2 separate regions of the Homo sapiens genome follow, and region 1 is linked to region 2. Evidence: chromatin loops called from intact Hi-C (ENCODE). Cell type or tissue: Caco-2. All regions are shown on one strand. Links, peaks and the distances in the headings refer to the core of each region. The heading gives the core; the rest is flanking DNA.

Region 1 (10,749 bases), core at 1,956-6,955, 200 kb after region 2:
TGTGCAAGGAAGAACAAGAAGAGTGATTCTAACAGGGAAGGCACAGAGTGTTTTTTTTTCTTCAGGACTTTCAGGAAGGAAAACTCTCTTCCTTTACTGACTACTCTTCCAATACCTGCTTTTCTGTCATCTTAGAGCCCAGTGACCCTCCAAGGGTCAGAAGCAGGGTCATCTGAGTAAGAGTAGAAGCTTCCAGAGACTTCACTCTCCAAGCCGTGATTTGAGAAAAGGATCAAGAACGAATTCTAGGACAAAGGCCCTTGCAAATGCAGTTTCAGGGACTCACTCAGAGCTTCTTTGGGAAAAAAGAATGGAGCTTATCTCCTTCCCCCACCGTCAATCTACTTCCTGTTCCTACTCCAGGGATATACGATGTCCCACTCAAGCTTGTAACACAGAATCCCAGCACAGATCAACAGATGCTGCTACACATGCACACACTTGCGTATGTGTGCGCCCAAGGAAAGGCTGTTCCGGAATGCTTAGGAAAGCCAATTGTCACTCTAAGAAGGGACCAGCATGATGTACTGGCATGCCCATCATAAAAAAATCACTACTCCCACCTCTAGGTTGTCTTGGTTTACTTTATAACAGCAGTTCTCAAAGAGTGTTCCAGTAACTCTTGAGGGGACTTGAGCCGCTTTCAGGGAATCTGCAAGGTCAAAACTATTTTCATAATATTATTATGATGTTATTTGCCTTTTTTACTTGCCTTCTTTCATGAACATAATTGGATATTTTAGAGGCTACATATTGACGTCACAACAAATTGAATGCAAATGCACATACAAGAATCTGTCTTCTCTTAAGCCAGACAATAAAGCAATTTGCAGAAATGTAAAACAATGCCACTGTTCCCACTGTATATTTTCTTGTTTTGAAAAATATAGTTATTTGTCATAAGAATATGTTATTTATGTTACCATGTAATGGGCTTGTTATTGTTATTTTCAATGAATTAATACATTTTTTTTTGAGATGGAGTCTTGCTCTGTTGCCCAGGCTGGAGTGCAGTGGCATGATCTCAGCTCAATGCAACCTCTGCCTCCCGGGTTCAAGCAATTCTGCCTTAGCCTCCTGAATAACTGGGATTACAGGCACAGGCCACCATGCCCAGCTTATTTTGAATTTTTTTAGTAGAGACAGGGTTTCGCCATGTTGGCCAGGCTGGTCTCGAACTCCTGACCTTGTGATCCACCCACCCCAGCTTCCCAAAGTGCTGGGATTACAGGCGTGAGCCACCATGCCCAGCCTCATAAATACATATTTTTTAAATTTTCTCAGTTTTAATTCTAATATGGCAAATAACAAGAGCTACAACCCACATAAGCCAAAGCCCTGATAATTTTAGGAGGTCCTCAATAATTTTCAAAAGTGTAGAAGTCCCTAGACCATGAAGTTTGAGAACTGCTGTCTTATAGAATGCCTTTGAGTTCCACTCCCTACTTTCCAGATGGGAAAGTTGAAGTGCCATTCAAAATTATATAGAAATGTAGTGGCAGAGTCATGAGTAGACCGTAAATGGAAAGAGGAGATGATTCAAAAAGGCAGCATAGAAGTGTTTTAGGTCATTCCCTAGGACCACGTTCGAATGTTTTCTAGGAAAACGTTCCTGAATTCAATTTCATAATTAAACAGCATATTGAAAGACAATTTTCCACAAAAACAAAAGCGAAATCATGACTCTCACATAGGTATTAAATGAACACGTCAAAGATTTTCTCTAACTCATTATTAATAAGGAAACAAGGCAGATGTTACCAGTGGCCAAAGCAAAAATAAATAAAAGAGATTTAAAGATCAGGAATACTGAAATGAATTTGCAAATGGGTGCAAAATTGGCCTCTTTCACAAAGGAGGAGACAAGTCAGTTAGGCCTCCACTAGACATGATTCAGTTGCATGTCTAAAACAAGGATTCTTTTGCATTGCTATCAGTTATCTACAATTTACAGTTACGAAATAGCTCAAAGGCAAGGAAAGGCACTGAGCTCCCACAGAATCAGAATTAGATAATTCCGAGTCAAGTGCTGAGGCTCATGCCTGTAGTCCCAGCTACTCAGAAGGCTGAGGCAGGAAGATCGGGCTGAGGCGGGAGGATCGCTTGAGCCCAGTCCAGCCTGGGAAACATAGCAAGACCCTGTTTCTAAAAACAAAAAAGAGAAAGAAAAAAAGAATTAGATAACTTGGAAGAGTAATACTATAAACAATGCATTGTTTTCTATTGAAGTACCGGTTTTTCCTTACTTTTGAGACCACTTCAGGTGCCAGGCACTGAGTTAAGCTAAGTAATTCAGAAAAAAGAAGAACTTAGTTTGTATCCTGTTCTCCAAGATCTTACAATCCATTCCTATTACATCCCATCACTAACACTAAAGAGCACCTCTTTTCTCACAGAAAGACATGGCATTTCTTAGGGCTTATCTCTATCTGTTGGGTAATAAAAGCTAACATCAATTTAGTGCCTACCGTGTTTTGGCTCTTAACACCCTCCCAAAAGCCTTATCAGATAATAATATCCCCTCACATTACAGAATAGGAAACAGAAGCTAGAGAGTTAAGTCCCATGTCCAGAATCTCAACCGGTAAGGTTGTTTTGAGGGCCCAAACCTCAGAAGATCCAGCTCCACCTTCACGCTCTCCCTTAATCTGGTGCGAAGTCAGCAAAGGGACTCCTCGTTGGCAAGAAACGCATGATGCAGTTAGTATTCACACCAGAAAGGGCAGTCATTTTGACCCTTGAGAATCATGTGTTTTTATTAAACCCCTTAACTCAGTCAGAATTTTTAACAGCACTTTGCTTAGTAATAGACATGGTAGGACCTGAAAGAGATGTTTTGGTTCCTTCATCTTTCTTGGTGGATAACTATTTCTAGACGGTCTAGGAAGAAGAATTTATAAAGGTATTCTCTCAGAGAGACATGGGCATTACAGATGGAGTTGAGAAGTTGTGCCGAGGGTTGGCTCAGAGCAGGAACTGGCAAACCACAGCCTATGGGCCAAATTTGGCTGGTTTTTAGATGGCCTATTAGCTAATAATGGTTTTACTGTTTTAATCATGGAAAATTGTTTAAAAATATTTTGTGACATGAAAATTATAGGAAATTCAAATTTCAGTGTCTATAAATTTTCATTAGAATACAGTCACACCCATTAGTTTCATGTTTTCTGTGCCTGCTTTTAAGCTACAAGGTTCATGCCGCAAGACAGCTTTCTAAAACAGATTTGGAAACCAGGGTGATGTTACAATTGGTCAAAGCAAAAATTTAAAAAGAGACATTTAAAGATCAGGAATACTGAAATGAATTTCCAAATGGATGCAAAACTGGCTTCTTTACTGAAGGGCAGACAAGTCAGTTGAGCTTCCACTAGACAGGATTCAGTTGCATGTCTAAAACAAGAATTCTGTTCCATTGCTATCAGTTATCTACAATTTACAGTTACAAAATAGCTCAAAGACAAGGAAAGGCACTGAGTTCCCACAGAATCAGAATGAGATAACTCAGAGCCAAGTGAAATGGCACGTCTGCAGTTCCAGCTACTCAGCCAAATAGTTCTTCTATTTGCAAGATTGTCATAGATACTGTATGGCCTACAAAAGTGAAAATATCTATTATCTGGCCTTCTACAGAAAAAGTTTGCCAATTCTGGCTTAGAGTGACCTTCTGTTTCAGAATAATTTCTCAGAAACACCAGAGTAAGTAGCTCAGAACGACTTCAAGATGGCATGTCCTAAAGGCCACAGGGCTCAGAATTACTGGGGGAAATTCTGTTATTTCAGGAGACTTGGTAAAAAGGCCAAACCCCACTAGAGGCTTGAAATCCTAGCCTGAATACCACTTTGGGAAGGTTCTCCGCTAGGTTTCCCGCAATTGGCACCGCTATCACTCCATGGCTGTTCTGGTTCATGTTCTGTGGAAATCCACTTGCCTTTACCATTCTTTACAATAATTACAGCTAAGTGGTGCCTCCTGTGTGGAATTTGCCATCCCTGACCGGAACAATCTTGCACATCGTTCTTCTTTCTCAAGAGCGCCCTCTGCTGGTCAGTTCTCAGAAGGCGCCACATCATCGCGTCTTTCGTCTGCAGATGCTCTTTGCAGCCAGAAGCCGAAGGTCATTTTGATCTAGAGAAGAAAGCATTTTGGCTATTGTCTCCATGGCTGTTCGAATTTTCATTCGAGTACATAGGCATTACTGCGTCAAGATGTAGAACTTCTTCACTGTAGAAGACGCTGAGAGAACAAAACTCCCTTTGAACGCAAACCTTTGAATGCAAAGTAATAATCCCTTAGGTAAGCAGGAAAGGCCTAGGTAAGCAATGCCCTGCTGCATGCTGGATCCCCAAATTACTTGATAATAAGGCAAAGCTGAGTGCATAGTTTCCACCATAAGGAAGTCTCAATAGGAGGAAAACAGGGTCTTATTTATGAAGACTCTGACGTCTGGTTTAAGGGAGATCTTTTAATGTAGGAGAGGGAGGTTGGATTAGAATTGGGTAAGGATTGTGACATAATAGTTTAGGATTGGTGGACACATCAAGGGAATGTGAATCTAGGAATGTAAACTGTCTGTTGATGACTTGAGACTTTCCAGAAAGTTCTCCCATGAAGCATAAAGATTTGCAACTTGGCTCTTCCAGGGCAAGAGTCTCTGGACTAGTAAAGTTATGGTCTTCAGTGTGATGAAATAGTAAATAGCTGGTTAGGGTTCTCAGCCTCATAAGATGGTGAATGTCATCGAGGAGGCCAATTGTGAATAGGATGTGAGTGTAGCCATTGCCCTGGTGACTTAGTACAAAATGTTGGGCCCGCTCTGGGCTTCCAGCTTTGTTAGGGGTGACTGGAAGTGTGTTTATACCTCTTTCAGTATGTTTGGACATGGCAGCTCTGCAGCTATAAGGTAGTCCACTAGGAAAAGGGATGATCTTTCTAGGCTGCTACGATACTGGTTTGACATGAGCATCTATGTTAGGCTGGAAGGTGCAAAGTGAATGAGAGACAGACCCTTGGGATCCTGCCCCAGCTGGGGAGGAGCTCTGCAGAGGCCCACATTAAAAAGCTACTGAAGGTGCACAGTGGACAGTGCCCAGGCTTGGTTGGATGTGGGGAAAAGTCAGGGAAACCTGCACATGGTTGAAGTCAAAACTGAGATTCAAAGGGTGATGGGAACTCACTAGGCTGGGAAAGGATCAAGGGAAATGCAAGAGAACAAGGGGGTTTATTGTGGAGGGTGAAATATTGACTTTTAGCCATGTTGGCTGTGAGGTAGAGAATGGGGCTAGCCCAAGAAATGCAAAATTGGAGCTTCTCTGAGAGGTGGGGATTGAACAAGTGGGTTTATACTCATGTTTAGGCAGGGAGAAAGAGGAAGGCATGGAAAATCCCTGGAAAAGCTAAAATAACCAAAGGAAAGAGCATAAATCAAGAGTAGAGGTACACACCCCCAAGGGAAAACTGTGATGCTTATGCTGCAGCATCAGTGGCTGATGAAAGCTGGCCAGCTTCAATGTTCCTATGCTTCTCTCTCTAGGGCCAGAGATTGTCAGAGGAGCCAGAAAACTATCTTGGGACATGAGCTTGTCCCAACGTCTCGGGGCCACCTGCCCAGTGGAGAGGGCCATGGACAACACAGAGGAATGTGCTTGAGAAAGGAAGGAAAAGAACTCCCCCACCTCACAGAGTAGGACCGAGGAGGACAGAGAAGGTAATTAGTTTTTGTGGAACAGAGGATTTGGCCTATTTCTTACTCCGAATTTAGTCAACTCAATGCCCGAAAGGTTGGGAAACAGGAGTGGGAAAGAAATTGTTCCAAATGAAGGCTGCCTCTCGGGGGATCCTGCTGTGCAGGCTGCAGAAGCAGGGGTCTGCCTGGGCTGTTGCTAAGGTCTCAGGGGTTGAGCAGAAACAAATGAATGGTCCTGAAGGGAGGAAGGACAGAGCAGTGGCCCAGGAATGGGCCCAAGTTAGGAATTCGTGTGTAGAAGTCAGCACAATGAAACCCACAAAGTTCTCTGCGACAGCTGTTCTCAATCTTGAGCACATCAGAGTCACCTGTAGGGCTTGTTAAAACACAGATTGCTGGCCCAACCCTATGGCTTCAGATTCAGTAAGCCTGGGCTGGGGCTGGAGAATGTGCAATTCTAACAAGTTTCAGGTGATGCTGTTGCTGCCACTCAAGGGACCAGCACTGAGAACCATTGGTCTATGAGATCCCCAAAAGGAGTTGCTGTGGTTTGAACATCCTCCAGAAGTTCATGTGTTGAAAGCATGCTGCAGTGCAGAGAGGTGGGTCCATGTTTGCCATCCTTTAGGTAAGCAGATGAGGCTGAGCTGCCCAGCTTCACAGGCCACACTGTGGCAGAGGATCAGTGTCCCCCGGGCTCCTGAGGCGATGGAGCTCTTGTCACTTGGATAGTGTGGGAGCAGTGGGAGTTTCCTGTATGACTAAGAGCAGTACAGCCCTGACACAGAGAACCTGTAAACCTGTGCACCAAGAACCAAAGAGTGGATAGAGATGAGAATGGCCCAGGGGACACCAATGTGGGTCTACAAGGACGTGGAAGTGATCTGCTAACTACCACTCATTCCTTGGCATGTCAGAAGTACCCCCAAATTTAGGCACAACTCCTGAAAAAGGAGATCATAATGGATTCATCACAGATTGACGGTGATTTAACTTATAAATTGTGTGGAAAAGAAGTTCAAATCAGAAATTAGGTTCCCATGTGTGGTCTGTTTTGTATTACTTCCCTTAGCAATGCCTGGAATGAATGAACAGCCTAGGACAGACTTTACTTCCCAGGGTGCTATCAAAGACTGCCCATCTCCAGGAGATCCATACTTTTTTTAAAAACCAAATTCCAACTATTTCCTAACTGTGAGGAAAGGGTGTGAAAATGGCAGCAGCTTTAGAAACATACTCCACTGAGCTCTAAAGTCTGAGGCTGCCGGAAAGTTGGGCTCATTGGGGAAATAGCTCAAACCCTCATTAACAATCTAAATTATTTATTCCTACCTAGTCATTAGTGGGACCAATGAGGTCAGGTCTCAGGTTCCACCAATGCCACTAGGGAAACTCTACGTGATTACAGCTGGAAAGGGAAGGATGACAGAGATTTCTTTTCCCTAGCATTTGCTAACACCCACACCCAGCACTGAATATTAGATACCGAGCACTAAATTCCCAGGAGGCTGCTGCTCTTACTCGCCAACGCTAAAGTAGGAATGACCCAGCAAACATGAGAAATAAAGAGAAACAAGGTGTTCAAGTAGAAATGGGTATAAAGAGCAAAATTTTTCCCTTTATTATCAAACCTCAATATAGTAGCATATTTACAATATTTTCCAGGGAGCTTTTTAAAAGAAAAGATGTATAAAGAAACTATTGTGCTTTTTCTGAGCCTAGGACAGGAATTGAGGCCAGAATCTCACTGGAAAATTGAAAAATCTCTTTGAATTAAAAGAGTCACAGTGGTGGAGCTGGGAAGTATATGTCTTGTCTGCTAGCAGCTATATTCCTCCCTTTCTTTCTCATGCACTTTTTCTCTCAGGCTTAGAATTTGTTTTTCTATAATTGAAAAATGATCCATGCGGCTGTTCAGCTCTTCCAGCAATGCTGAGTTGTAAACGGGAGGTACGAAGGTGAATAGTTCATACGGATGAGTCTCAATCACCCACAATAATGGCTGAAAAGAGAGTAAAGTGTAATTTGCAAAGGATAATCCCCCCAATCCATTATGCTACACCAGACAATGCAACAGCTTCTGACATTCACCGTTCCCACTCACCTCACCACTGCGATGGCTTCCTAAACTGGTCTCCCAGCTTCTCACTCTCCACCAGCTCCCTTGTATTCTCCACACAGTACCCAGAAAGATCTTACAACCCAAGCCACAGCTTGTCACTCCTGCTTAAAACCTTCAGTGGCTTTCTGATGCACATGGAATAAAGTCCATACTCCACACCATGGCCTCCCTCCTCACTTAACAACAGTACACCCAACCCCCGGCTCACCACCCTCCTACCTCCCTGATCTTCCTTCAGTTTCACAGAAGCAAACCCTTGCTGACAAGGGGCCTTTGTGCTCATGCTTTTGTTCATGCTCTGCCCTTTCCCCATTGGGAAATCCGGTAATAGCTCATATTTGATAGCTGGCTTAGATGTAACCTCCTCCATGAGGCCTCCTCTGACCACCCTATCTAACGTAGGTCCCTTTCTGTTTACCTCCATCTCCTTTGCCTTGCTGTTTCCTGCCTCCCTGTTGGGCTGTAACCTCCATGAAGGGGAGGATCATGTCTGTCTTCATCATTATATCCTGAGTGTCCACCATGGTACATAGCACATGCTGAATGAATGAATGAATGTTCTCCACCCTCGCTCTTTACCCAGGTCGGACATCCTCCTTAACTGACTCATTGTGAGCTACCTAGGCCTTTAGATGTTGATATAGTTTGGATGTTGTCCCCGCCCAAGTTTCACGTTGAATTGTAATCCTCAGTGTTGGAGGTGGGGTCTGATAGGAGGCCACTGAATCATAAGGGCAAATTTCTCATGGATGCTTTAGCACTATCTCCTTGGTACCGTCCTCATGACAGTGGAGTGAGTTCTCACGAGATCAGGTCATTTAAGTGTGTTCCACCTCCCCACTCTCTCTCTTTCTTGCTCCTGTTCTGGCCATGGGACACGCCTGCTCCCACTTCCCCTTCTGCCATGATTGTAAGTTTCCTGAGGCCTCTCCAGAAGCCTAGCAGATGCCAGCACCATGCTTCCTGTACATGCAGAACCGTGAGCTAATTAAACCTTCTTTTTTTTATAAATTACCCAATCTCAACTATTTTTATAGCAATGTGTGAGTGGCCTAATACGTATGTCATGAACACACAATAGTTGTGTCAGACTTTGAAGTAGAAGATAGAATATCTTGTATTCTTCATCAAAAGAGACTTTTACTTAAAATGTTCACAGGTCTGAGAGCCATGGCAGGATCAGGGCAAATCTGTAGGAGTTCACCATCCCCTGCCCCTTCTTCAGCTGGCAGGCTGAACTCAGTGCTGTGGTTTTGGAACCCTGGCAAGTCTGAACCTAAAGTAAAGCGTGCTGTTTGGCACTCAGCTGTCAAGACAATACCTTCTACAAGTTGGTCAAAGGATTTCTGAGGAATGAGATTTCCCAGCCCTCTAAGGTCCCTGCAGTAGCAGCCCCTAATTCCTAGCATCTTGGAGAAAGACTAGTTCTCAAGAATTTGAAACAAAGGGAAAGGTCAGGCCTTTGCAGGCATCTCAGTTAGCAGCTCTGCCTGGTGGGGGTCACTGAGGTACTAGGGAAAGGGAAGAGAGAACAGGAATATGCATGGGAGATCTGTAAAGTAGGTGATCTAAATTTGACTGTATGCTGGTCAATATCATATGACACCATAACCTCTGCCTTATTCATTACCGGCTTTCAAGCATTCAGAGGTGGCTTTTCTGTCACTTTTGGGGGAAGAATCCACATAATCCTATCACCCAAATGTTGATCCCTGTTACTCTGCCCCCAACCCTGCCTCCCTAAACCCCTTCCTCTCCACGTTTTAGGACGCTGTATATTCCTTGTTCTCTTAGTCCTTCCAACCACTTTTCCCATATTCCATGACTCTTCCTCCTACTCCTTAAATATGAATACTGGGTTTTCCTAGGATGAAGTCTTCAGTCCTCTTTTCTTTCCCCGTCTCCTCAGGGACCTTACTGTAACAGTTTCCATCTACAACTTTATGCTGATGGCTCCTCAATGGACATCTCATCCACTCACTCACATTCATTCCTGACATTTCAGTAGTGATTATGGGCTACATCTACAGGACTTCGATTTCAACAGGTGCAGAACTTAATTCTTCAGCTTCCTCAGACTGGTTTCCTTCTACCGGTGCTCCTGTTTCTATGCAAGAATTCACTGCTTATCACATCTCTGATAGGTGACCTTCTAGAAACCTCCTTTAAGCCATCCACCTCCTTCCCATCCTATGTTTAGTCCCACCAAGTCCGTGGATCTTTCTTTCCTTTCTCTCTGGGATCTGTCCTCATGTTAGAACTATTCAGTTGTAAGTTACAAAACCCCAACCAAATCTGGCTCAAGTATAAAATAGATTTTATTGGATCACATCTCAGGAAAGTTGCATCTAGCCCCCTACCAGACATTTTTGGGAATGGCCTGTCTGTGCTTCTTGGCTGTATTGTCCTCTGTGTTGTTTTCACTGTTCGGCAAGTGTTTCCTCTGCAGTATTAGATGTGGAAGGTGAATGCTTTATGCTGTTTGCATGACTACATAAATTCCTATTCATTCCTATTCGTTTTCTACCAATAAAATTGAGTTCTACTGCCCTGCCATTTTGCTTTTAATGCTAAATCATGAAATTCCAGAGCTTGACCTTAAAAAGCAGCAAGTTTTCATATTTAACATAAAGAGTCTCAGAAAGAGATAAAGGAGATGTTTGCTCATCGGGAGGCTCCCCCAGGGAGAGAGACCTTTCTGCATTATACAACTTGTTCCAAAAATTCTGATTTCATGGGGTGTTCAATTGATAACATTCATTAGAATATAAAACCTGTTTTTCTGTGCACTGTAGAGACTTTTGTGGCTATTCCTGGTTATTACCAACTTGTTCTGTTCACTGTTTTCGGAAGACTAATTTGAACAAAGGCTTCTAGTAAAACTGCCAAGACTTTAAAAGTTGTTACAAGTTGTGAAACTGTCCTTCAAAGAGCAACTTTTAC
Region 2 (10,749 bases), core at 2,286-7,285:
TCTTCCATTGGATATGGATATTTAATGTCATATTTCATTCCCACTCCTCTCTGAAAAGTTCCTAGTACATCGAGGTGCTCATGTGGTAGATTGTGTCTTAGCACCAAGGAAGGACAACAAGCAAGGATTATCCTGGGAAGGGAGCTTAACTACCTCTAAATCCAGGATGCTTTTTCTGAGCAATGAGGAGGATGGAGGCACATCAAAGGGGACAGAATAAGGAAACCAGTGCTCAGAAATGATGAGAAGGAACGTGGAGTAGGAAGGCATCCGGAGATGGCAGGCCAGCCTGCAATGGTCTTCATCCTGCACAGAGCAGTACGAATTTTCCTTCCTCCCAGCTTGGGAGTGGATGGGGCCAGGAGTAGCTGCCTCACTTCAGGTGTTCCAGCAAGCATGCATTCAATGGCCTACAGGCCTGAGGTAGCAGGGTACGTAGGCCTAATCCCATCTGCCTGCTTGAGTCTCAGGTATTGCACAAAACCAAAGTCTGTGCTTAGCGACTGCCCCCAGGTTTGAGCAACTGCTTAAAGCATTATCTGCTCAAAGTACAGCAGTGCACCACCAACGTCAGGACCTCTCAAAGAGCTTGCATAAAACGCAGGGCATTGGGCCCAATTCCCAACCTGCAGAACTGGCCTTCACAAACAGAGCCCAGGAATCTGCTTTTTAATTTATTTATTTATTTATTTATTTATTTATTTATTTATTTATTTATTTTGAGACGGAGTCTCGCTCTGTCGCCCAGGCTGGAGTGCAGTGGCGCCATCTCGGCTCACTGCAAGCTCCGCCTCCCGGGTTCACGCCATTCTCCTGCCTCAGCCTCCCGAGTAGCTGGAGCTACAGGCGCCCGCCGCCACGCCTGGCCAATTTTTTTGTATTTTTAGTAGAGATGGGGTTTCACCGTGTTAGCCAGGATGGTCTCGATCTCCCGACCTCGTGATCCACCCGTCTCGGCCTCCCAAAGTGCTGAGATTACAGGCGTGAGCCACCGTGCCCAGCCAAATCTGCTTTTTAATCAGCTCCCTGCTTCGCGGGATTCTTAGGTGAGTGGTTCTCAAACCTAATAAGTTGAAGTGGGGGATGACTCATTCAGGAGGCTCATTCTCCTCCGCTGCGCCTCCTCCAGCCCTCTTAAATGTTGTCTCTTCATCTTTCTTCGTACCTTCGGTTTATCACACTCCAGGCAGCTTCTGGTGTGCCTGCCCCTGTCCATTACAGAGGAGAAAGGAATCCACAGGCCCCTGCTGGGCGAGCTTGGGTGAGTCTGGGGGAGCTCCAGACGTGCCCCGGAGGGCCTGGGAGGAACTAGGTCAGATCTCTCCTTTGGGGACCTACTGCCTGTTCCTAACTGCAGCCTGACCTCTGGTGGTCAGAAGGGAGTCGTTTGGTAGGAAGAACCCAGAAAGTTTGGCTTTTTGCAATTGGGGGCTTGTGGGAGGAGGAAATTTAATCCTTACAAACTCCATCTCTGCTTGCAGAGGCTCCTTTGCTAAGCCTGGGGTTATTTGAGGAGGGGGTGGTGTGCAGTTTATGGCTCTTCCAAGTTCCTTGTTTTGCCTCCGTGGCACGCTGATCTTGACAGCTCCCCTGTACCTGAACGTTTGTGGGAACATTTTAGCTGCATTGCTGCCTTTCATCTGAGGGGGCAGAGGAGAGAGAGAGAGATGGGCAAGGAAGGAGATGTTGGGTCTTTTCATGTTTTTAAAGGTTTTCTTTTTTTTTAAAGGTGGGGTGGCCAAGGTTGAAAAGCCTAGCAAGCAGACACAGCTCTGGAAGGTGTGCCTGTGGCCTCCATTATTCATGTCTTGACCTTCTCTCAGCGGCCAAGCGCCCACTCTGCCTCTCACTTGGCTGGGGCACCTGAAACCGCTGAGGCCTGAGAGCGCTGGCTCCATGGCTGCAGCAGCCCTTTCTCTGCCCCACCAGGCCCAGGTGTGGCTTTTCTGGCATCCAGATCCTTAACCTGGTCAACGTGCTAAAGCTCAGTCACACACAGGATGAAAGTGGCCATAAAAACACTTAGAGAAGCCTCTCTGGCAATAAATCGCCCTCTCCTTTCCTTTTTAATTCTTAGGAATTAATTAACTTAATTATTAGCTAATTAATTAGTAGTTAATTAGTCAATTAACTAGCAGAACTAGATCACCTGACTTCCATGATAAACAATAATGTGCTTTTGCATTTCCAGAACCAAAATATAGTGCCCAATTCAAGGAACTGTTACTCTTTAGTAATCACAAATAGTGTAACAATGTTGGTAAACAGAGACGTTAAGGCTGGACCAAGAAAGGTAGTGCGGTAGAATGGGAAGTGCACAGTCTGGCAGTTGGAAGCTGGAGCTATGGTTGGGTTGACTGGGCAATTGATTTATTCAGTCATTTAACAAACTTGACTGAGAGCCCTTGATGAAGCAGGCATTGCACTGAATGCCAGGAAGACCAAGAAAAGCAAGACATATGACCCCTACCCCCAAGTTATTTTCAGTCTTGTGGGAGGCAATCAAAAGACATATAAACTGTTTAGACCATGAAATCTGTCTGGCATATTTAGCTCCTCGATTTGCTGCATGGTCTTCATCATTGTCAATCTCCTTCAGAGAATGCATGGAATCTCATTTCGTTCTCGCAATAATCCTATGAGGGAGGTCTTATCATCCCCTTTTATAAGGAAACTGAGTCCTTAGAAAGATCAGAGAGTTTGCCCAAGGCCAAATGGCCAGTAAGTGGTGGAGCTGGCACTGCAATCTAAGTCAGCCTGACTCCAGAGCCTGTGCTGGTGGCCACCAGGCTACACGGTTCTCCAAGATCTCCCACCTCTAATCTTTTTTCTGCTGCTCTTTTGCAGAGTCCACTTCCTGCCCTCTCACTTAACAAAGTCATCTCTGCCCATCCACCCAGCCTGATGGTCTTCCCTCCAGTCTCAGGGAAAAAGACACACACCCTCCTGCAAAGCCCATGCTCCTCACCTGAGCCTCCTCCAGTCCTCTTAGGATCGTGCCTCTTCATCTTTCTCCTGCACCTTCAATTTATCACACTCTACTTGTTTCTTCCCCGCTCAGTCCCTAAATGTGTCAAGCGCCCTCCTGTTCTAAACAATCCCCAAAATACAACAAAACAAGAGCTTCCTTTTCCCCATACCCAGCTCAGCCCTACCTAGTCCCCACCCCACTAGCTCCACTTCACCAGCCCCACCCCATCACCCACCTCTCTCCTCTTCCCATCCAGCGCCCATTACATTACAGAATGTAATCGCTGTACCCGTCTCTACTTCCTCAGCTTTACATCCAACCAGTTGATGGGGTCTTCCTGAGTGGGCTCCTAAATGCCCCTCTGTATCTTGTCCCATATCCCGACTCTGACCCCTTTTGTCTCTTTCCTGCATTACTGCAACCATGCCCCCATTGGGTCCCTACTTACAGGAATAGCCTTCCTAAATATCTCCTCCACCTTAAGGGTTCAGCAATCTATTTGAAATATGAACTGTCTTCATCAAACCCTTGAGCGACCATCCACCACCTAGAGCAGGAGACCCAGCCCTTTTGTATGGCGTACAAGGCACCCTATGATCTATACAAAGGCACCCTATGATCTATACTGCCTATGGCAAGAGCCTATCCATTACTGACTCTCCGTGCTTTACTCTCTCACAGGACAGAGCTGCCCATGGTTGCTTGCTTGCATTTTGCTGTTTCTCACTTCCACCCCTTAGGTACTGCTCTCTAAAGAGAATGCCTTTCCTCACCCCAGCGCCCCGCCTCCAGATAAGCCTAGCTAACCCCTGCTCACTTCTTCATTAGGAATCATCACTAACCAACTCTCTCCACTCCCTCAGGAGTTTATATTCCGATTATTTGTCTATGCGTCTGTATCACATTTCCTCAAGACCTAATAGGAAAGATGATGATTCCCAATTTAAGCGCAGGGCTTCTAATTACTTTAGGTAATCAAAATATTCTCTTGCTTGAAACATGAGGTTTATGAAATCCCAGCATTTGGGAGGCCAAGCTGGTGGATCACTTGAGGTTGGAAGTTTGAGACCAGCCTGGCCAACATGGTAAAACCCCGTCTTTACTAAAAATACAAAAATCAGCGAAGTGTGTTGGTGCACGTCTGTAATCCCAGCACTTTGGGAGGCCAAGGCGGGCAGATCCCCTTAGGTCAGGAGTTCGAAACCAGCCTGGCCAACATGGCGAAACCCCATCTCTACTAAAAAATAATAATAATAAATTAGCCAGACATGGTGGTTCATGCCTGCAATCCTAGCTACTCGGGAGGCTGAGGAAGGAGAATTGCTTGAACCCAGGAGGCGGAGGTTGCATTGAGCCGAGATCACACCACTGCACTCCAGCCTGGGTAACAGAGTGAGACTCCATCTCAAAAAAAAAAAAAAAAAAAAAAAAGGATTTATGAGCTCCCAAGGAGGAGTTTAAAATGCCCTAGGTGCCACACTCTGCCCTTCACAGGTGTTTACATTCCAGGTGAGAAGGAAGAACTTGGAAAGAAGATGAGAACCCATCCGCAGAGGGCTACCTGGGGCCGAGGTGCTGAGGTAGCTAGGACTACTTTAGCTCAGACCTTGGTGTGTCTGAGGTGGGATGGAGATTGAAATCCACTCCATCTCCTGATACCGGCATAATCACAACAATAAATGATGTCTGAAGTGGACGTGCAGCAGCAGAGAACAGGCAGAGAAATGTAAAAAACAACAACATCAACAACAAAAAAAACCCCGTGCCCTTGATATTATGGGAAAAGAAATAAGGAATACACTCACATCTTAATGGAAATAGAGGAATTCAGAATTTTAAAGCCTGGTCAAGGCTCAGATAGACTCGATCAAGGACAGAGACCCCTAGGATAGTTAATTTTGGAGTTATGAGCTCTGGCAAGAATGTGAACAAAGAAGAGAGCAGCAACAAGACCTAGTGCAAACACCAAGAAGGCAAATCCTACAGCTTCCAAGCACCTCTACAGGGACTGTCTACTTTAGTCTTCCCTTCATCCCTAATCCTCATGCCTTAGCAGTCTCCTTTTGTGTTCTTTGGTTTATGCTTACCATTTGAAGGGTGACGGAGGCAACTTCTAAAAATATATTTTCATCTTAATTGAAACGTGCCAGGTTGCAAAATTCCCCTGCTGCAGGTTTCTTTTCTGAAAGAGAGTCATGTGCTGCCATCTTGTGGTTGAGAGCCGCCACAACAACAATTATGTACTCCCAACATCCCGCCCAGTCCAGTGCTGGGGTGGCGGAGGCGAGGGGCGCGAGTGGCGGGGGTGATGCGGCTTCCAGGTAGAAAGCTCTGGAAAGGGTTCCGCTGCAGGGACAATGGCAAACAGGGAATGACCAGTGGAAGGACAGGTGTCACACTGGGGACTGACCTGGTAGTAATTAGTAGCATTGGAATAGGATCCAAAGGGATTTTCCCTGGTCCCTCAACCAGTATGATTCCATCTCTAGGTGCCGTTTTCCCCCTAATTAATAGATTCTCATTAGTGGTGATTTCTTAAAAATGACCTTGTGCAATGGCAACAACACCAGACTGAGAGTTAAGACACCCGGTATCTAATTGCCCCTCTGCCACAGACTACCCAGGTAAACTAGCAACAGAGGATAATAGAAAAATTATTGACCTGGGACCAGGAGGTTTGAATTCAAGTGTGATCAGTCTGGTGTGTTACCTTAGGGAAGCTGTTTCACTGAGCTCCATCCTGTGCCAGATACTGTCCTAGGTATTTTACATGGTTTTGTTTGTTTGTTTGTTTGTTTTTCCAGTTTCTTACTCCAGGATAGTGTTCTACAAGTGAGAAAACTGAGGCTTAGCACGATTGAGGGAGCTGTCCAAGGTGTCACGGAGCCAGTGAGTCAGGATCTGATTCAAAGTCTGACTCTAAAGCATATGCGGTTTATTTATTTGTTATTTATTTGAGACGAAGTCTCACTCTGTTGCCCAAACTGGAATGTAGAGGGGCAATCTTGGCTCACTGCAATCTCCACCTCCCAGGTTCAAGCGATTCTTCTGCCTCAGCCTCCGGAGTAGCTGGGACTACAGGCATGCACCACCATGCCTGGCTAATTTTTGTATTTTTAGTGGAGACGGGGTTTCACTATGTTGGCCAGGCTGGTCTTGAACTCCTGACCTCGTGATCCGTCCGCCTCGGCCTCCCAAAGTGCTGGGATTACAGGCATCAGCCACCGTGCCTGGCTGTGGTTTATTTTTTTTAAATTTATTTTCCTTTCATAATTGTGTATCATATGAATATGATACATATATTCATTTGTGTGTGTGCAGGGGTTACACATAGGTCAGATGGCTTAAATTTATTGTGTCCTTTGATGGTAGGGCAAGCCCAATTTTCACAAGTGCTCAACAAAGCTGCAGATGCTTATGCTGTTGCTTTTTAATTTCCTGTGTGTTCTCATTTTTCCCCATCTAACGTTGTTTCTAAAGGCATTTAAGAGATCTAACGACTCTAGCTTCAAAAGTCATGTTCTTTGATTTCTGAAGATAAAAGGGACGACCTAGAGAGGGAACACTGCCATTCTGCTGAGGGATCAATCGGAAAATTAACTTCCTTACAGGGAAGACAAGATGCTCTCCATGGCGTTGATTTAGTGCTTTTTTCAGGGCTGTTGCTACAGAATCTCGCCCGGCACAGCAACCTTGTGAGGTGTGTGTTATTCTCCTCATTTGACCCTTGAGGGAATTCAGGTGCAGAGAGGTGAAAACACTTGTTTGAGATTACACAACTGTGACTTGAAGACAGGCCTTTTTCTTAAACAACTTTATTGAAGTATGATTGACATACAATAGACTGCATGCACATATTTAAAATACAAAATTTGATCTTTGATCAGTTTGACAGTATAAACCCATGAGACCAGTACCACAATCAAGATAATGAACATATCCTTTATCCCATCCATTTCCTCATGCCCCTTTGGAATCCCCCAGTCTCCACCCCCACACTGCCATCCCCAGGCAACCGTTGATCTGCTGTCACTATAGTTTTCATTTTATACAAATTTTACATAAATGGAAACATATAGTGTATATGCTTTTTTGTCTAGCGTTATTGGCATAATTATCATGAGATTCATTCCTGTTGTTTTGTGTATTATTCCATTTTATTGTTAGGGAATGTGTCTTTAGATGGGTATGCCACTATTCATTCTTTTGATGATGGACATTTAGATTATTTCTACTTTGGGGCTATAATGAATAAAGCTTCTATAAACACTGACGTGAAAATATTTGCAGCAGACCTAAGTTTTCATTTCTTTGGGGTAAAAATCTAAAAATGGAATGTCTGCATTATTTGATCAGTATATGTTTAGATTTTTCACAAACAGCTAAACTGTCTTCCCGAAATGGTCATACCAGCATGTATGAGAATTTCATACGTGGATACTCCACATCCTTGCCAATACTTGGTATGGTTAGTCTTTTCCATTTTGGACACTGTAATAGGTAGTAACATCTCATTGTGATTTTAATTTGCATTTCCATAATGACTAATGATGTTGAACATATTTTCATGTGCCTATTAGTCATTCAAATATCTTCTTTAGTGAAGTGTCTGTTCAGATCTTTTGCCCACTTACAAAAATTGGGTTGTTCGTTGGCATATTATTGAGTTTTGTGAATTCCTTATATATTCATATATAAATATTTTATCGGATATGTGATTTTTCAAATATTTCTTCTCATTCTGTAGATTTCCTTTTCATTCTTTTAATAATGTCTTTTGAGGATGGACGTTTCAAATTTTAATGATGTCCAATTTACCAAAAAATTTTTTTAGATCATGTTTTTAGTTCTGTATCTAACAAGTCTTTGTAACCCAAGGTCATAGGGATTTTCTCCTATATGCTCTTCTAAAGGTTTTGTAGTTTTGGTTTTGCTTTTAGGTCTATGATTTATTCTGATTAATTTTTTATATGATGTGAGATGTGTATTGGAGTTTTTAAAATTTATTTACTTTTTTTGCAAACGGATATCTATTTTTTTCAGCACCCCTTATTGAAAAGACTATCCTTTCTCCCCTGAATTTCCTTTGCACCGTTGTTAACTGTCAATTGACCAGATATATGTAACTCCATTATTATAATCTCTATTCTGTTCCATTGATCTATTTGTTTATTTTTATGCCGATACCATACTGATTACTATAGCATTATAATAAGTAGTTTTGAAATCAGGTAGATAAGCCCTCCAAATTTGCTGTTCTTTTTCAAAGTTGTTTTGACTATTTTTGGTCCTTTGCATTTCTGTACAAATCTTGTCAATTTCTATTTAAAAATTTCTGAGATTTTACTTAGAATCGCACTGACTCTACAGATTGTAAGGCTCACCTCATTTTTTTTACCATCTCTCAAGTGTCACAGAACTGTTTCCTATTTTCCATGTTTTGAAAAACATTCTTTCATTTTTTTTACCCCTAGTTTTGTGGTTGTTTCAGGTAGGAATTTTAAATCCCATTCCTGTTATTCCATCTTGGCTGGAAATAGCAGACTAACCAAGGCCTTTAGACCCCAGATACCTGTGCTCTTTCCATAAGAAGCCTCACGTGGGAAAAGAAGGGTCGAGTCTCACCTTTAAACAAAGAAAAAGATTTTATAAAAAGTTAAGTGACACCAGCCTTCAACAAATGCTTAAAACACTGATCCCTAACCCCTAATAACACTGGGTTACTACACACCAATTTAAAAATTCTCAAGTTTTGATTCTCATAGATCAAATCTTACTTTTGTTCAATTCTTTATTGTGTAAAGCCACAAAAAATGTGATCTCATGGCAAATTTACTCATTTGGAGAAGATGGACGGGGTGCTGTTTCCTCTGTAATTCTGATAGTTCCCAAGTGATTTCGTAATACATGAATCAGAGGACGTGGCTATGTCCTCTGTATTTAGACAGAGGAATTCATTTTTCTGATAAATCCCATCGTGTCCCCAAACAGAAAGTGGAATCAAAGACTATGGGATATTGGTGGTTGTAAGCAGAAACCCTAATGATCTACCATATATGCTTAGCTTGACTTCATTAACTTTTTGAAAATGAACCTGCTGGGAAGACAAATCTAATGTCATCCATTAAATAAGAAAAATAAAAATTAAATCATAAAAGTGAATGTGGCTGGCGTGAAAGCAAACAAAATGAAAAATGTTTTATTACACTTCCTTATTTCAAAGCAGCCTTTTAATTAAGATTTCCTCCAACAGCAAAACTAATTTGATAAGTTTATACAGCCAGCACATTTCAATTTACACTTTCAGAAAGTGACTCTTTTTCATTTATAAGGAATTTATGTACAATCTCCAGGAAGGAAATAAGGATAAAGGCAAAGGGGCACACCTCCAAGTGGGATGTGAAGATTCTTCCTGTGCAGGTGGAATAGAGTGAACAGTAACATTTTCCATTTCTTAGACTATATTTTATCCTGTCTGTTTTTCTCATTCCTAGCTATTAGGCTGATGCAAATGTAATTGTGGTTTTTGCATTGTTGAAATTTGACATTTGGTATTGGAATACATTCTTAAATGTGGTTATGTTATACATCATTTTAATGTGCATTTCTTGCTTTATGTTTTTTTCCTAATGACTAATTACTGTTTGAGAAATATTGTTGGAGGCATCAGGCTAGCTCTGGATTTTATCCCTCCTTGGAGTTGTTGATGGCAGTAGGGTTCTGAATACCATTAGCATTTTCAGTTGCCAGTTTCCATGAAAATGGGGCAGCATGAGTTTTATAACTGCTCAAAATATCAATTCAAGCTTTATCTTGATAGCCAGTGATCACTAGAACATATAGTACTGACCCAGCTTCTCGGATCTCTTAGAAGTGACTTAATTACACAATTGAACAGCTGCTAGAATCAGCCAAAGACACAGGGGGAAAAAACAGTTAAAGGAGAAACAAGACAAGATTAATTTCTGGTCTAACTCATTAAGACCTCCTGCTGTCATCTTTTGCCAAACTACTGAGCCTTCAATTTTTTAGAAAATGATCACATACCTCCAGCTACTCTTATTAGTTCTCTTGATTTTGCAGAAATCACAACAACCCCAGAAGTCATTAAAAGCACCCAGAGCATATAATTTGTTCAAAATGGGAAAAGCCTTCCCAAAGAGACAGGACTGGTCCACAGGGCTTTTGCCCTTCTCTCTGATGGTGTTCCCAAATACCTCTTGCACTCTTTCCATTCTTCCCTCCTCCTTCTCCTACTTGCTCTTCTCTCCTCTTTCCATCTTTCTCCCTATCCTTGTCCCCCTCTGGCTGCCATGTTGAGGCTAAAGATGGTGTATCAGGGACATAGATCTACAGCTACTTTCAATGTTCTTATTGAGCAATCTGTATCCATTATCTCACTTAATCCTTACAATAACCTTGAGACAAGGTATTTCTCCCCCTTATACAGGTATAGGAATTGAAGCTTAGTGAGGCTATGTAATTTACCTAAGGTCATTGTACTGGTTATTAAGCCATTTTCTTTCCGTTTCAAACCTGCCCTTTTGTACTCTGCTTTGTGATGCCGAGGTGGGGATTCTGCAAACCACATTTCTGTATGGTCAGCTGGCTGGTGTTTTGTTGGCATGCCAGAAGGACAGTGAGGCTGGATGAGGGAGAGGAGACTTGCTCCCTCCTATTTGCCTCCTGTTTCTGCCTGCATCATCTCAATAATGGTTTTTCACCTCAGCAACAGCCGTTTTCTTTCTTTTTAAACTTTTATGTTTGAGGGTACATGT

The links. A loop is a pair of places that touch in the nucleus more often than their neighbours do. Peaks named below come from ENCODE experiments on the same cell type or tissue, not always from the same donor. Only the 100,000 strongest peaks of a DNase experiment are listed, where the experiment ranks them.
Region 1: a loop joins it to region 2, with 9 times the contacts of the local background. A loop is called at or near these places in 54 of 110 quality-filtered maps.

The regions. Positions count from the first base shown.
Region 1 is chr14:51,975,244-51,985,992 of GRCh38, forward strand. It overlaps LOC105370497 (a long non-coding RNA gene), which reads right to left. Exons shown (of 3, transcript XR_007064166.1): 3 at 7,283-7,686. Among named protein-coding and RNA genes, the nearest start is that of RTRAF, 8.9 kb to the right of the region's middle. In Caco-2, for the core only: a CTCF peak has its summit at 4,048 (motif pointing left); a DNase peak (open chromatin) is centred at 4,018.
Region 2 is chr14:51,775,103-51,785,851 of GRCh38, forward strand. The region is part of intron 1 of LOC101927598 (a long non-coding RNA gene); the gene reads left to right. Among named protein-coding and RNA genes, the nearest start is that of GNG2, 80 kb to the right of the region's middle. RefSeq lists a silencer at 940-1,109 and an enhancer at 4,918-4,987. In Caco-2, for the core only: a CTCF peak has its summit at 5,174 (motif pointing left); a DNase peak (open chromatin) is centred at 5,219.